Regions from separate parts of the Homo sapiens genome. Here region 2 is linked to region 1. Evidence: chromatin loops called from intact Hi-C (ENCODE). Cell type or tissue: adrenal gland. All regions are shown on one strand. Links, peaks and the distances in the headings refer to the core of each region. The heading gives the core; the rest is flanking DNA.

The links. Peaks named below come from ENCODE experiments on the same cell type or tissue, not always from the same donor. Only the 100,000 strongest peaks of a DNase experiment are listed, where the experiment ranks them.
Region 2: it touches region 1 in a loop (5-fold over the local background); 41 of 110 quality-filtered maps call a loop at or near these places.

The regions. Positions count from the first base shown.
Region 1 is chr17:27,605,516-27,613,964 of GRCh38, reverse strand. It overlaps KSR1 (kinase suppressor of ras 1), which reads right to left. Exons shown (of 21, transcript NM_001394583.1): 14 at 8,152-8,449; 15 at 5,955-6,051; 16 at 4,636-4,769; 17 at 3,767-3,898; 18 at 2,336-2,471. It also overlaps the pseudogene ITM2BP1. Among named protein-coding and RNA genes, the nearest start is that of LGALS9, 21 kb to the left of the region's middle. In adrenal gland, for the core only: CTCF peaks have their summits at 3,972 and 4,171 (motif pointing left); no DNase peak of the experiment used is centred there; H3K27ac peaks cover 932 bases.
Region 2 is chr17:27,749,807-27,758,255 of GRCh38, reverse strand. NOS2 (nitric oxide synthase 2) reads left to right here. Exons shown (of 27, transcript NM_000625.4): 27 at 903-1,490. The coding sequence ends at 1,010. It also overlaps the pseudogene LGALS9DP. Among named protein-coding and RNA genes, the nearest start is that of NOS2, 46 kb to the left of the region's middle. RefSeq lists an enhancer at 1,840-2,340. In adrenal gland, for the core only: a CTCF peak has its summit at 1,327 (motif pointing right); a DNase peak (open chromatin) is centred at 1,214.

The DNA of each region.
Region 1 (8,449 bases), core at 2,989-5,488:
CTGGATATTTTGGTGCATGCTTGTAATCCCAGCTACTTGGAGGCTGAGGCGGGAGATCACTTGAACCTGGGAAGCAGAGGTTGCAGTGAGCCAAGATCGTGCCACTGCACTTCAGCCTGGGCGACAGAGCAAAACTGCTTCAAAAAAAATTTAAAAAGACTGGAAAGCAGTGGTTACTTCAGCTGCCATCTGAGCTGCCCCAGAGCTCAGCCAAGGAGGCTGCAGCCACAGCCAGGAGCCCAAAACCTGTATCTTGAGCCCACTGACAGTTGCAGGAGGCAGATAAAGAAGGGTCCCTGGAGAACCTCCATCCTGCCCCACAAGTGTTTACAACAGATGTTTTTGTGCAGATGAGGGAACCTGCACAGGGTCTTGCCTGGGTACACCCACAATGGACTGGAGACCCACATGCACTGGGGGAATAGGGTGGAGCCACCAGGAATTCGCGCCTTATGCAGGGGAGGAGCCTGGCCTCTTCAGCTCGTGTGTGGTGGCCTGATATTCAATCTGTGAGATGGGAGCCTGTTGGGAGGACCCCCTCTTTTTTGCTGAGAGGTTTCTTTTAATGAATTCCACTCTCCTCACCTTTCAATGTGTCCGCATGCCTAATTTTTCCTGGTCATGAGACAAGAACCTGGATTTTAGCTGAGCTAAGGAGCAAAAAATTCTGCATCACCACCACACGCTCCTAAGGCACCCGAGGATGCACCAAGGTGAAGGTGGTGTTTAACTGGCCCTGGCCCAGAAGGAGGCCAAGAAGGACGGGCCTCAGAGTGTCAGAGAAGTGCTCATCACCCATGGCCCTTGCCCAGCACCCCAGATGAAATGGTATCAACTGGCCAAAGAGGAGCCTGCTGTTCGTGTTGTTAAATAGCATTTTGGTGTCATCTTTGGAGGGGCATCCCCGTACAAATATTTTGCACTTCAACAAGATGACATATACTACTGTGGAATAAAGTAGATCAGATATAATGTCATCTTGAGTGAGCCTTCTGAAGACGCCCTAGCTGCTTGCCACCAGTCAATTGAGAAAAATATTACCATCTATTAAGAACTTGGAGGACGATGAGGTTGAATTCATCACTGCAAATTTGCAGACAGAGTCTGCAGACAGACAGTGATCCTGCCAGCAATGTTCATGACCTTAACAAGAAGCTCACAGCCTGTTTGTATCTTAGCCTGGACAAGTGCTGGGTGGTCCCTCTGAAGACTTCAATTGTTATGCTGCCCAAATACTGACTGGAGTTGCTTATTAACATCAAGGCTGTTCTGTCCCAATCCTATCTGATTCATGGACACATGGCTATCACTGATGGCACTGAAAACACCAAGCCCTGGAGTTTCTTTATATATCACTGTGCTGTGATAAAGGAAACTGAAAGCTGTCAGAATCAAAAGAGAGTCACAAATGTGAAGAAAACTCTGACAAATCGGGCCTGGGAAAGCCATGAAGAGAGGCTTCTTGGGCTTGTATGTCTGATAACAAAAACTACCACTAAAGACTGCAAAAACTGCAACCTTGTACGAAGGCCATGGCAACCTTATACAAAAATACTCCTACAAGGACATCTGCCTCAAACAACCTGTCTAACCTTGGACTGACATCACTCTTGTTACTCATCTCTGTAGCCAGGGAAAACTACTAAATATGTCAAAATAATTGTGTAATCCTCTTCATTTTTTCCTTTACCTCCCTGAATAAGCAAGCCATTCACCATGGCATGCATATTCCCAGTGCAACGCTCTATTTCCAAATAAACATCTTTTGAGAGCCTCTCTCTCTTATTTAGCCTGACAAAACTTACAAACACAGAGAATCCATTAAGGAGAAACCATGTAGAAATGAGAAGTCGGCCACTATAATTAAGACTTGGTTTTTTGAAAACAAGTTTGCTGTGGAAACTTTGATTTGTTCTTAATAGTCAAGAAAAACATTATGAGGAAAGATTTAATACCACAGCATAGCACAACTATTTGTATTTTCAGCAGTGATTTTTTTAAAAAAAATTATCTTCTTTCATGTAAATAACATGGGGCTTTACTTTCTTTTCATCTCATAAATCAATGAAAACCATTATCTTTAAGAAAAAAAAAAGACTGAAAGGAATGAAAAGGGTGAGCAGTGGGGTGAGGATAGATATTTTCTTATTTATGCCTCCCTGTTCCTTCCCCATTCCCGGGCAATGCATATCATTTTCATCTCTAGCTAGACACGTGCAGGTGGCAGAGCTCCTCACCGACCCCATTTCTCAGGTGGGTGAGTGAAGGGCAGCCATGCCACATGCCCCACCCCACCTCCAGCCCTACTGCTCCACCCAGGGCAGGTACTACTTACACTGACTTCCTTCCCCAAGCTGACAGAAGTCAGGACACGCTTCATTCCTTCCCCGCTTCCAATCTGCCAGATGGATGCCTCTGCAGCCTGGTTCTTCAAGGGCCAGTCTCTTGCTTGCAGCTCATACCAAACAGTCCTGCAGAGACCCAGCCATGTCTGTGAGCTCCTGGGCCGCTGTGCCCAGCTCAAGCCCAGGGGCCCTTGAGCCATAGCCCAGCCAGAGGATCAGGACCCTTCTCCAGCCTTCCTCACCCACTTGGCTTCAGGGGATGCTACAGTGGGCTCCTGGAGGCTCCTCCCAGCCCTAGAGGACCTGGGCCCTGTGCTCTCGTTGGGTGGGAAGTCTGAGACAGCGCAGGTTTGACCGGAGCCTTGGTGGTCATTCTGACCTCAGCACAAATCCAGCTCTGCCACCTTCTAGCTGCAAGATCCCAGTAAAACTGCTTCACCTCAGTGGGGCTAATGTCTCTTGTCACAGGGTTGTTTGAGGAGTACTAAATTGCCAAGCCCAGCACCTGGCACACATGGGTGCTCAGGAAAGGATACAGTTAAAGGTCAGGGAGGAAGGATGGCGCCAAGGCCACCCCACTGGGAAGGATACCCAGATACAGCACAGGTGACCGGGGTGGTGAGCCTTCCTTGGCCTCTCTACGTCCCCTTGGCTTTCTTCACTTGGGATGGGACTTTCTCCATCAGACCCACACTGTCCAATGTGGGAGCCTCTTGCCACAGGGGGGCTACTGAGTGACTGAAATGTGCACAGTTGAATGGAGGGGTGCTCTAGGCAGAAAACACACCAGATTTTAAAGACTTAGTAGGAAAAAAGAATATAAAATATCTTATTAATTTGTATATTGATTACATGTTGAAATAATATTTTGGATATATTGAGTTAAATAAAATATATCGTTTTATAATATATAAAACATAAACAGGGGAAACTAATTTCATCCATTTCTTTTTTAATGTGGCTATTAGAAAACTTTAACTTCTATATCGGGCTCACATTATATTGCTACTGGTCAGCACCCAGGTCTTTGTGGGGTAGCAGAGCCGGCAGGATATCCAGCTCCCCCAGACTGGGAGGAGCAGTTCTTGGTCAGCTCTGGTGAGCATCCTCCCAGATCAGCTGGGTGGGGCTGACAGCCAGTGTTAAGCACTGCACACAATTACCTGATTTAGTCCTCATGAAATGACCTTGTTGGGAGGAGCTATTCCAGGTCAAGGATATAGTCATGCACTCAACAAGCGGCAGAGCCAGGACTCAAGACCATGCACTCAACAAGCGGCAGAGCCAGGACTCAAGGTTGATTTTTTACTCCAGAGCCTGGGTTTTCAACACCTAAAAGCATGCCTCCCTCTGCCCCCAATGGCCACCAGGGCCCTCTGTTTTGGCCACACTTGGCCTCAGGGCACCAGGGGCCTACTCACCCAAATGCATAGACATCAGCAGCTTTGGAGAATGGCAGCTGATCCTCGTCCTTCCCGGGGGTCATCTCGCGTACAATCTCAGGGGCCAGATAGCACAGCCAGTCGTGGGACAGCTTTAGCTGGTTCTCACGCCTGGAGACCAGGAAGCCGGGACAAGGACACAGGCCTTTCAGCAGGCAGCAAAGAGGCCTGCCTGGCACAGGTCTGCCCCAGGGCCGGCAGAACACCCACACACAGCTTAGAAAACACACCCAGACCCAGAACACTGACCCTGCACTTGGGAAAGGCACCGGTGCTTTTGAGGAATTCTACAAAGGAGTCATGACCGGTTGTTTCTAGAAAAGCAGGGCAAGAATGGATAAATATTGACAGGGAGCTGCTGGTGAAGGTGCCCAGCTCCCTCTGCTGGAGAATGAGGCGCCTCTCTAACCAGGAACCCTGATCTGCCTGTGGATCTCAAACTTGGCTGGGGCTGGCCTTGCAGCCTTGCTGCCATGCTCCCTTTTGGGTTCCCCTAGATGTGAGGGGAGGGGCCTTTCTCCCTATGCCAATCCCTTCAAGATTTGGGGAAATAAAATTTGACACTCTTCCTCATCGTGGGGAAATGACCTGGTTCCTTGGCCAAGCGGGTGAACAGCCAGGGCAAATGTGAGTGTGGGGACCTGGTTTCCGTGGAAGTCGGCCTGAGAATCCAAACGCGACCCAAATCTGATTCTGAACCAGAACTACGAGGGCAGGACCAAAGCGACCTGGGCTTCCCTGCAGGGAGGGCTGCAGCTCAGCAACAAACAGTGAAAGTGCCCAGACCTCAGCCCTGCTCTTCCCCATCCAGCACCCACAACCCACCCAGACACTCAAGACCAACTCACCGTCCCTCTCGGACCACGCCTGAGATCCCAAACAGCCCGAAGTCTGTGATGACCACCTTGCCGTTGTCATAGAAGACGTTCTTAGATTTGAGATCTTTGTGTACGATGCCCTTGGCATGAAGATATCCCATGCCCTGGAGGACACATCAGGAGGAGTGAAGATGTGCAACGATGACGGAGGTGCCACCCTGGGCTGGATGATTTACCTAAATCCCCATATTTGATCTTCACAATTCCATGCAGTATATTGTCCCCATTTTACAGAAGAAGAAATCGAGGTTCAGAGAGGGAAAGTCACTTGCTCCAAGCCACACAGCAGTGAAGAAGCAGAGCTGAGATCTGATCCCAGACCGGTCTATGCTCTTTTAATGTTACCATGCTTCTAAACAACCATGTTAACCTTGGCTAAGGTAGGAGGTGTGAACAGGGTGATGGGCAGGGAGCCGGGGGGTCAGGGACAGTGAGATTTATCAGTGTACAGTCATAAAGGGCCTAAATGAGCTGGGGTTTTCTGTCAGGATATGCACAGCTGGTCTGTGCTCTCAGGCAGGACAAGGGCTCAAGGTGGGGGAACAGAGAGGCATTCCCACAGCGGGGTCCCCAACTTTGAGTGCTCCTAATGTCTGAGCTGTAGTAGAAGGAGCCCTGGACTAAGAAATCTGGGGTTTGAACTCCATCTCAGCTCAGATTCTCACTCACTCTGTGGCCTTGGACACAGTGCTCAACTTCTCTGAAGACTGGTTTCCTCACCTATCAAGCGAAGAGGTGGCAGTGGGTGATTTCTAACCAATGCTCTATTTGAACTAACACTGATGAGTCAGGTGCATGGAGCGTGGGTGACCTGACATAGGCATGATCTCATCCAAGGTCAAGCTGTCTTCAAACACCAGACCCAGGGCTCCTGTGTACCCCACAGCATGGATTATCGCGTTTTTAACCTCACACCAATCCAGAGAGGGAGGATATATGAAGATCCCCATTTTACAGGGGAGAAAACTGAGGCTTAGAGAGGCTAAACCTACCCAAGGTCACACAAAGGGTGTGACCAGGATTGAAACTGGCCTCTAAAGCCTGCCAAGTTCCTTCCCAACCAAGTCAATTCCATCAAGCCTAATCATGTGGACAATCAGCTCCCAGCTCTGAATGAATGAGACAGAGACAGGGAGGAAGAGATGGGGTCCCACCCTTGAGGAGCCTGAGCTAGAAGGAGAGGCAAAGCTGCCCAAACCACCCTAACAGGGAGTAACAGGGCGAGAGGAACAGCCGAGAGCCCTGGAACCGGCCAGAAACCCACCCCCAGCAGCTGGGCACCCCCTCACCTTGATGATCTCCTGAGCGATTTGCCTCGTCTTGTTGATGTCCAGAGACGTCTTGGGGTCCCTCACAAACGAGTGCAACGTCCGCCCCTTGCAGAAGCTGTCGAGGGTGGTGGGGGTCAAGCACAAGTCTGGGGCTGGTGCGGCCTGACCCCAACCCTGGTGGAGCCCATGGGGAGAACTGTGCCCGTCTGCCTGCAAGGACTCTCTCCAGCCCCTCGACTGTGAGCCAAATCTTCTTTAACCCAGCCCAGTCCTGCTGGGGCCTGGCCTGAACGTGCAGAAACACATGACACCACACACGTACACGCACACAAACCCCCATTCCCTGAGAGCCAGTGCCTGCCCATCCTACAACAGGAAACAGTGCATCAAAGCTCTCAGGAACTCAGAGTAGCCATGCTTGGTGGGTTCAAGGCAGGACCACTCTGATGGGGAAGAACTTGGCTAATTTAAGGGCATCAACAGGCAACATCAAGGCTCTGGGGCTCACTGTCAAGAATCTCATTATAGTTTTCATTTTTTCTTGATCACAGGGTTTTTATTACAATAAAGGAGTGTGCAAGGAGGGAAAGGGGGTGGGGTAGATGTTAGGGGCGTCAAGGTGACTACTGGAAAAGGAGCTTCAGTTCTGGGGTCGCCACCTGCATCAACTCCTAAAACCCCGGGTGAGGAGGGACCCAGAGAGAATGTGGGTCCAAGGGAGCTATCTTAGGAAGGGACTATGTTTTTAGGAAAATATTCTTGGAGTCTCAGAGCCTTTGAAAACCAGGCAAGGGGTAGAGAATATTGGTTGGTGATTTCCTTATCTGTGTCCCACTTTTCTTCAGCGTATTCTAAACAAAGTAAGATTTTTTTGTTAATGAATATTTTCCTGTTTCAGGCAGGCCACAGTGGCTCACGCCTGTAATCTCAGCACTTTGGGAGGCTGAGGTGGGCGGATCACCTCAGGTCAAGAGTTTGAGACCAGCCTGGCCAACACGGTGAAACCTCATCTTTACTGAAAATATAAAAATTAGCGAGGCGTGGTGGCACACGGCTGTAATCCCAGCTACTTGGGAGGCTGAGGCACGAAAATTGCTTGAGCCTGGGAGGCAGAGGTTGCAGTGAGCCAAGAACACGCCACTGCACTCCAGCCTGGGTGACAGAGCGAGACCCTGTCTAGTTTATCATTAATTAATTACCTGTTTTGTTTTTCATTAACTACTTTTTTTTTTTTTTTGAGATGGAGTCTTGTTCTGTAAATAAATTACGGGACCACCAGTGATCAGCTCTTGATTATACAACTCTTCCCAACTCTACTCCACTCCAGGAGATAACATTGGTAGTCTGAAATTGACCATGGTGAGAGTATTTACACCACAGGAAGTGATGGATGTTATAAATTAGGGCTTCCCTCCATACTGCCCCAAAACTGGTTGTTACACATTTACCAGCACACCACTGGGTTCAGCCTACGTGATGGGGATACTGTGCAGGTGTTAGAAGAGAGTAGACCTCAGACCCACAATCGGGTGCAGGAGGCAAGGTGTGAGCCAGCATGATCTCTCCTTTGTATTTTTACAAAAAGGAATAAACAGTTTAAAAACGTGAGTATATGCAAATGTCTTCCTTTTAACAGAAGGAATGTTAACTGTTTATAGTGTCTCTGACTTTGGGGAGAAGCGCTCAGTTGCAGTGGGAGAAGACTGGCTTTCACTCTGTACCTTTTATGGACATTTGATCTTCTGTAAACTTAGAAAGGTCTCACTCTGTCACCCAGGCTGGAGTGCAGTGGCATGATCTTGGCTCGCTGCAGCCTTGACCTCCTGGGCTCAAGCGATCCTCCTGCCTCAGCCTCCCAAGTAGCTGAGACCACAGGCACAGGCACCTGCCACCAGGCCCAGCTAATTTTTTTGTAGAGACAGCGTCTCAGTATGTTGCCCAGGCTGGTCTCAAGCTCCTGGGCTCAAGCAATCCTTCCACCTTGGCCTCCCAAAGTGTTGGGATTACAGACATGGGCCACTGCACCAGCCCATATTTATTTATTTTTTAGTGTCAATGCGGTTATGTGATTAGGAAGTTATACCCCATTTTTGGTTTTCTTCTTTATGCCTCTATTAGAACTTCCACACCCTCTAGGGCATCCACACAAACAGGGCTCCCTGGGAAGGGGGAGGCTGAGCTGGCCATCCAGCATGAGGTCCTAGGGCTTGGTTACCTGGTGATAATGGCCAGGTGGGGCGGGTTCATGCAGGCCCCCATGAAGAGCACCACGTTCTCATGCCGCGTCTGCCGGTAGTTCATCACCTCTTTCTTGAAGAGCTTCAGGTGGTCCTGGTTGTGGCCGTCCATCTCCAGCAGGCGAATGGCCACCTCGCCATGCCAGCGGCCGCGGTGCACCCGGCCCCAGCGGCCCTGCCCGATGGGCTCGCCCAGCTCTACCTGCTCGAAGGGGATGTCCCACTCCTGCAGGTACACGCTGGTCTGGCTGGCCTTGCGAGAGATGGGGCCCCGCC
Region 2 (8,449 bases), core at 1-2,500, 150 kb before region 1:
CTCTCTGGTTCCAAAGCCTGTGATTGTCACTTCCATACTCTCCCTAAGACACATTCATACGTTCAACTGAACATTTATTGAGCACCTACTATGTGCTAGGGATAGAGCAGTAAATGAATCAGGCAAAAATTCTTTACATTCTACTGGGGCTGACAAACCCAGACAAGAAAGAGGTGTAGTGCTTCAGAGAAAAACAGCAGGAAACAGCCCAGGGAACGCTGGGGAGTGTAATTTTAAATAGGGTGGCCAGGGAAGGCAGAGCTGGAAGGTGGCATCTGAGAATAAACCTGAGATGGTGAGGAGGAGCCCTGTGGATACTGAAGGAAACACTCTGGGCTGTTCTGGAGGGGCAGCAGGTACAAAGGCCCCGGGGGTGGGAGTTAAGCTGGCGTGTTTGAAGAACAGTGAGGAGATAACAGGCATTTCCCCAAATGTGTTCAGTGGGTCGGTAGACAGTTGGCATCAAAAAGATTCCAAGGTCGAATAGCCTGGGACATGCTTAGTTAAGGCAAGGCAAACACGTTGCTTTACTACAAGACTTCTGGGAGCCTTCAGTATGCTGCTGTTCATCAGGACCCTTCAAGGCTGGAAGGAAAGAAAGGACGTAGCATTTCCCAAACATATTTATCTCAGAGCTCACACTTCCTGGAGTATCTTGGGTGGGGGATGAACGCTGGGCAGGAAATGGGTATGCTAAGTAAAGCTTTGGAGATGGTTAGAGGGCCCGCACCAGAGCAGGTGCTGAGCAGGGTTAGGGTCTAAACCAGATTCAAGCACAATCTAAGTATAACAGTTGGGAAGACAGATGGCTCATGAAGGTCCATGTGATAGGGAAGCTGGGCAACCCCAGGGGCTCATCCCAGCCTGGACTTGACACGTTGCTCTCTGTTTTTACCTAAAAGAGCCAGAAGCGCTATCACGAAGATATCTTTGGTGCTGTATTTCCTTACGAGGCGAAGAAGGACAGGGTGGCGGTGCAGCCCAGCAGCCTGGAGATGTCAGCGCTCTGAGGGCCTACAGGAGGGGTTAAAGCTGCCGGCACAGAACTTAAGGATGGAGCCAGCTCTGCATTATCTGAGGTCACAGGGCCTGGGGAGATGGAGGAAAGTGATATCCCCCAGCCTCAAGTCTTATTTCCTCAACGTTGCTCCCCATCAAGCCCTTTACTTGACCTCCTAACAAGTAGCACCCTGGATTGATCGGAGCCTCCTCTCTCAAACTGGGGCCTCCCTGGTCCCTTGGAGACAAAATCTTAAATGCCAGGCCTGGCAAGTGGGTGAAAGATGGAACTTGCTGCTGAGTGCACCACTTCAAGTGACCACCAGGAGGTGCTATCGCACCACTGTGTATTTAACTGCCTTGTGTACAGTTATTTATGCCTCTGTATTTAAAAAACTAACACCCAGTCTGTTCCCCATGGCCACTTGGGTCTTCCCTGTATGATTCCTTGATGGAGATATTTACATGAATTGCATTTTACTTTAATCACACTGTATGCGTGTGTGGGTGTTTTGTAGGGAAAGCTCTTCTCAGAGTGGGGAGCTGGTGGGTGTCACAGCCTGGACAGATCCCCGACAGAGGGACACCCCAGCCAGTCCATGGCTCCTCTGAAATGGCTGCCAGGTGTGCCAGCAGCAGATGGAGCTTCGTGCTGGTCCAAAGACCTGTGGTAGGGCAGGGGGCGCAGGCCTGCCTCCCACACAAAGTATCTGAAACGGGGTCTGGTGAGGGTGGGATTGTCGCATAAGGCCAGTGTTTCGAGGAAGGCCTTGAGCTTCTTCTTGGACACTGTCTTAGAAAGCGTTTTGCTCTGGGGCCACCAGTCTCATGCGAGACTGTGCCTTGGCCAGTACGGATGTGGTCCCTGGGAAGGCAGCGTGTCGAGGCGAGTGTGGGCCACAGCATCCTCGCCTGAGGGACTGGGGACCCTCTTGGGTTTGGAGCAGGCCAAGGAAGCCTTCTTAGGAGAGTGGGCCCCGTTTCCTTCTCCTGGTCAGAACCAAAAAAGGAGCTCAGCGGCGGCCACTGGGGTCCTGGCAACACACGGCTCCCAGCTTAGGTTTGGCCTCTGCCTCCTGGGTGCCCTGGCCGACTTCACCCCCTTGCCCGCCACCTTCCCCTTCTAGCAGTAGCATCTCAGGGGCAGGAGAAGGGGCAGTGCCAACCTCAGGCTCCAGGAAAGCTCCATGCCCTGCGCGACAGCCGTGCATCTCAGCAACAAGGCCAGGAGTCCGCTCCCGGACCAGGGCTTTCCAGCTTTAATGTGCGCACCTCGTCTGGGGTCCTGTGAAAACAGAGACTCTGACCTCGCAGGTCGGGTGGGGCGCGGGATGCTGCGTTTCCAACAAACTCCCGGATGCAGCTGGTGCCACTGCTCTGAGGACTACTATGGGGCCTGAGGAACTGGATTCTTACTGGGCTGAGCAGGATGTGTTGGCATCACCTGGATGCAGAGTCGGGCTTCCTGGCAGTGGCCCAGTGGCTGGCAGAACCCCACACATGAACACTGAGCCACTTTTCCTATGCAAGCCCTAACCCCTAATGCCGGAGAGACCCACAATGGAACACACACCCAGACGGTGCTTCGGGTTGGCTTCTCCTGACCCCCCTCCCCAAGCCACCTCCTCCCACTGGGACGCCAGGTCTGAGGAGGCAGCTCTGACCCTGCTGTGGCCCTCACAGGCTCTGCCCCAGCCCCTCTCCCATCTCGGAGGCATGGGGCTGTTTCCTGGTGTCCCCCATTACCACCTTCCTGTGTCCGAGACTCCTGCCCAAAAGGCTAGAGCCCCAGCCTGCTTTCTCCAACACCCTCGTGGGATTTGTGAGGGACCCTCTGGGAGGAGGTGTGAGGTCAGGACCCCCTGCCCAAAGGGAGTCCATGCTTTCCCATCCCACTCCTCTCAGCAGCACCGCCGCCCGATTCCACAGACTCCAAAATGTCTCCAAATGAATTAAAGAAGCCACGGTCAACCCACATGAATGTGCCAACAAGCATTTTCATTTCTTTATTTTAAGGACACTGGGAAAGGAGCCAGTCCCCTGAAGAGAACACTCTGGTCAGTTGGTGGAGGCCAGTGGGATGCCATCAGGCTGGCTTTCCAGGAGGGGGTGAAGGGTTGATGCAGGGTGCAAGGTGAGAGTTAGGTTAAAGGTCAGAGGGGAGGGACTGAGGACGTCACCTCCCACCAGGAGTGGACAGCTGGTGGCTTGAGACTGGGGTGGAGCTGCGTGGGGGATGGGAGGGGACTGAGCATGGGGCTTCATCTTCACTGCCCACTCCCCACCTCTCCCCAGCTGTGCCCCTCTCATCAGACCCCTAAGAGTTGTTGATCTGGGTGTTGTGGACCACAGCGTTCTCATCAAAACGGGGATTGAGGTGGAAGGCGATGTGGTTCCCAGAGTGCGGGTTGATGTGGAACCTGGGGTGGGCAGCCCACCTGGACCTTTGTCCACTGAGTTCTGGGCCTTATTTCCTCCCCGTCATCCACAGCCTGCCCAAAGCCAGGGGAATGGCTGGAATCACCTTGAAGGGCTCTCTCTTCCCAGAGGTCAACTGGAGCCCTTAGCTTACCTCTGAGCACTGGGCAGGACAGTGCCCAACAGGATGATGGACTTGGATGGGTACAGCCCTCCCGGAATGATGGTGACAAAAGGCGTCGGCTTTCAGAAGGAGAGGCATGGGTCAGCCAGTGGCAGCCAGGGCAGCCCACCACACAAAAGGGAAGATTGTACCAGGTCCCATGAATTTGGGCTGTCAGCTAAGAAGAAACCAACGATATCTGTACTTGGTTCCATAAAAGCCAAAGGAAAACTTTCCAGTGCTCCTCATATTAATGGGCTTAGATTAGTGTCATGAAAGGAACTTTGGCCAAACACAAAAAGACTCATCTCGTGGGGTGAAAAGGGAGAGCCATGCAATGCGCTCGTATTGACACGACAGTTTTAAGGTTGAAAGCTCCTCTCCACAGTCTTCTAATTCGCTGGGAAGCTTTGAAGCCCTTCAGCTTACCATTTTGAAAGCCCTTCGCTTTTCATTTTGCAAGGCTAGTGGATACCCCCGAAGTGGCCCTTCACCCCCAGCCTGCCCACCACAAACAGAACCTCCGCCCTCCCTGAGAAATCACTTACATAGGTGGGGTGGGGGTACATCATAGGTGGGTTGGCGGGAGTCTGCTGAAAAGAAACCAGGAAATTCAATGGGAGAGCGCATGTGTGCGCGAGCACTCACCCACGCGCACCCATGCATTCTAGAGGGGCTCCACTGTGAGGCTGACCTCATGAGCCTTTGGCCCTTGGACTCCCCCATCCACCTCCCTTTTCATGTTAGCCTTCCTGGAACTTCCTGCCGTGTTCCCGGACTCCACCACGGTCACCTGTCCCTCAACCCCTCTGCAGGCAGCCCCACTAACGCTAAACTTCCGGCCTGATTTGCACCAGCAGGAGAAGAGCTTAAGCCTATGATCGGTAGTGACATCCTGGGGACCCAGGATGCAGGGCCAGGAACCTCACATCCGGGTGCTGGGGCCACTGCACTCCCCACTTGGTGACAGACAGACCAGTTTCCCTCCCGGTCTCTAGGGGGCTTGCCTCTTCCACCACTGGATAAATCCTGCTTCTTCCAGAATCTCTGCTGTCCCAAGGACAGCTTTAGCCACATGTCACCTGAGCCAAGCACTCAGCCCCTAGTGTCCCCATCCTCCTTGCTAAACCGCTTTCTTCCCAACTCTAGCGCTCTAGGGAATTTAGTTCTTGGTGAAGGAGGACACTGTGCAGCTGTGAACTGACCAGAACTTGTAGACTTACAGAGAACATCTGTCCAGGGGCGCTCTGCACTGTGTGGATGACTGTCTGGGTCTGGAAGAAAGAAACCAGGTCTCACCCAGGCTCTCACGTGTGAAAACCACCAGCTCCCACCAGAGGGCGCCACACGGCAGGCACCCTCCAGGGGGCGTAACAAGCCCAATGGCCCCACAGACCCCACAGAGGGTGGGCCCAGGTGTCTCTTCTCTCAAGGGGATGAGCGAGGGGCAAAGGTTAGAACCCTGGAGAAGACAGATGGGGACGCTGGTGGCTCTGGCCCATCTTTCCTCTCGGGGAAACGTCTCTCAGCCTAGCCTCCCTTTGCAGGTGACAGAAGTGAATGTGGGGCATGGTCTTCCGTGGCTGCCCACGGGGTGGCAACTCAGGTTGTTTCATCACGGCCAGCCAACCACATCCAACCCCCAACCTCACCAGGCCGGGCAGATGGTCAAGGGCCTGGCCTGTGCCCTCCCCACTCCCAATGGGAGAGGCCCAATGCCTGGCCCTGCCTCCTCCATGAGCCCAGAAAAGCCAAAATGAGGACGATCCAAAAAGAAAGCAAGAGACTTACAATGGGAGCCGGGTTGGCAGGCCACACGCCGGGAGGCTGGAGGGGTGAGGAGAGTCAGAATAGTGGTTATCGCGGGCACCACAGAATGGGAGGAGATGGTGGCAAAACTCCAGGGAGGCTCTTGTGCTCAGAAATGCCTCCCCGGACACACCCACCTCCCTCTTGCTCCCAAGAAAGCCTTCCTGAGCCCGTGGCACCCAGATTTTTACCCCCAGGTGCACAGGGCTTTGGGGTTGGGGGGTAGGGTATCCCCATTGGTTCCTCTTGAGAGAGAGGAGGCTGGGTTTGATAGAGACCTCATTGCTCTCTGTAGCTCCCACAGCCAAGAGCATTACTTCCAGTGCCATATTTTACCACTAAGGTGAGAAGTGGTATTTGTTGAAGGCCTACTGTGGGCTGATTCCTGGGTTTCACTGCTTTCCAATGAGGGAAGCAGCCTCAGCTCCTGTGTCCCTGGTGAGGTAATGAGGCTTAGAAAGATTAAGCAACTTGCCCAAGCTCGCCCAGGTGGAAGGCATCAAATCCAAAGTGGCAGCCAGTTCTGTCTGACTGTATCCAGCACACTTTCTATCCTCCCCAGGGCCAGGGCCAAATTTGGGCTGCGCTGCAAATGTTCCCTGGGGCTCGACCAGTCCTGAAGTCAGCGTGGCAGGAGGCAGGTGCCCTGTCTGTACCGTGATGAGCCGTAAGAAGACTGCATAGACAAAGCGCCCCTCCTCCCAGTCCCCACTACTGGAGTGGCCAGAGGAAGGGCTGCTCACCTCCTTGTCCTGGATCCTGCCCCACCCAGTAGACTGTTCTTGCCCTGGCTGGTATCCCATTCTCCCTGGCTGTGTGAACCACATTCCACATTCATTCACTGAGTGCAAATGAACAAGGCACAGTCCCGGCCCTCTGAAGCCTCATGGGCATAGGGAGATGGGGGTGGAGTGACGGGGACAGACAACGCAAACACAGTTACAATGGGGTGCTTTGAACTGGCATGGCACAGATACGTACAGACTCTGTGGGGTCATGGGGGAGCGTCCAACAATATTCCAGGCGGGGAGGACTCCCAGAGGAGCGACATTTAGGCAGAGCATGGAAGGGCAATTAGGCGTGTGCTGGGGGCAGGCTGGCAGAGGATGCTTCCGGGACCAGGGACAGCATATGCAAAAACATGGTGGCCCGAGAGGGCCTTGAGTGAGCTGCAGAGGCTGCGTGAGCTTTGTGGTTTAGGGGTGAGGCAGCGAGGTTGATTGGGGTCAGACTGGGAGGAATTTGTATGCCCTGCTGGGGAATTTGGGCTTTATTTGAAGGGCTGGGGGCTGTGAAGATTTTTAAGCAGGGAGAGGGTGTGATCAGATTTGCTTATAAGAAGCACTTATAAGAACTTAAGTGCTTATAAGAACCACTGTGACAGTGGTTGGGTGTGGGGGGTGGGGAACTGGACCCCTGTCGTCATGGTGAGGAATCCCGGAGGCCTGGGCCATGTCGGTGGCTTCGGGCCTCTTGGTGCCTTGGAGAGACGTAAAGAAGGGGGAATGAAGAATTCAGGGAGACCCCCAGGTCCCCAGCTCTGGGTGCCCGGCAGACAGACAGGGAACTCTTGAGTGGGCAAGATGGGGCCTGTAGGCCCTGAGTGGCCTGCTGGCTGGGGCCAGCCTCTCAGACCCTCGGTCCTTCCTACTGTCTGCTCGGCCACCCAGGGCCTCTGTGTTGAACTCACTTTTTGTCTGCGCCCCCTGGGCCTGGGTGGGAAACAGACAGACTGGGAGAATGGCACCGTGGAGAAGGCAGGCTGAACAGGGACTGTGCGGGGGTTCTGTTAAAACAAAAGGCACCGGGCAGTGAGGAGAAGCATTAATAGAGCCAAGGAGAAGCCGAAAGGCAGAGGCAAGGGCAAGAGGGAGAGACCAGGCAGGCAGGGGGATGAGGCAAGGGGGTTAGGGCCCTGCCAAGATGGGATGGGAAAGAGCCAGGCTCTGGTGAGCAGTGCAGGGGTGCGGTCTCCCTCCAGCTCTTCCCTCCCCATTCACCCACAGGGGAGGGAGTCAGGGAAAGAGGGACCAAAGTCAGAGATGAGGACCAAAGGGCGAGAAGCCCAGATTTGCTGAGGGCCTACTGTGTGCTTCGCTGATCTCAGGGAGCAGCCTCGAATGCCAAAAGGGTAATAGTAGCTCCCACCCAGCTGCTGGTGCCCTGTGGGAATGTGGGCCCAGCATACCCTAATCTTCCCATTTTTCACGTGGTATTGGTATCTCCTGACCTTCTTTAGTTTTATTTGTTTTATTTTATTTTATTATTTAAACAAAGTTTTTTGGAGACAGGGTCTTGCTATGTTGCCCAGGCAGAACTCTAATTCCTGGGCTCAAGCAATTCTCCCGCCTCAGCCTCTTGAGTAGCCAGGACTGCAGACCTCCACCACCATACCTGACTCTCCTGACCTTTTAGATGTTGGCAACACATTCAAAGTTGTTAAAACACAGAGGTCAAACAGACCCTGGTGTGGGCCCAGGGGGGCCACTGTGTGACCTCTGATATCTGTCTCCTCACTGAACCACACAACCACCCATGGGGGGCAGGCAATGACCATTCTACAGATGAAGAAACCTAGGCTGAGAGAGGTGAAGTTGCTTGTCTAAGATCCCACAGAGGATGAATGGCAGAGCTTGGAATTTGAACTGGATTCAGTTTGGTTCCTTAGCCTGTGTTCTTTCTAGAACAATATGGCCTCCTAACCAGGGTGGAAATCAAGGGGTGAGGAGAAAGGGGCAGCTGAGGAGTCTGGGAGACCAAGGCAGGTGTTCCGGACAGGGACAGTAACACAGAAGGAGGGGCAGAGTGACAGAGGAGAAGGGGCGGGCAGGTACTGGGACAGGGAAGCAGAGGTTGTCCCCAGAGTGACCTGGGTAGGAGATTGGCTTGGGCCCACCCAGCTGGGCCTAGACACAGCTATGCTGGGCCCTGCATCCCAGCCCCTGGGACCGGTGCCAGGTGCACAGTCTGACCTGGAAGCTGATGTAGGACAGCTGCACAGAGCCATTGACGGAGATGGTGTCCACACGGTGGAAGGGCACGCGGTGGAAGTACTGCACG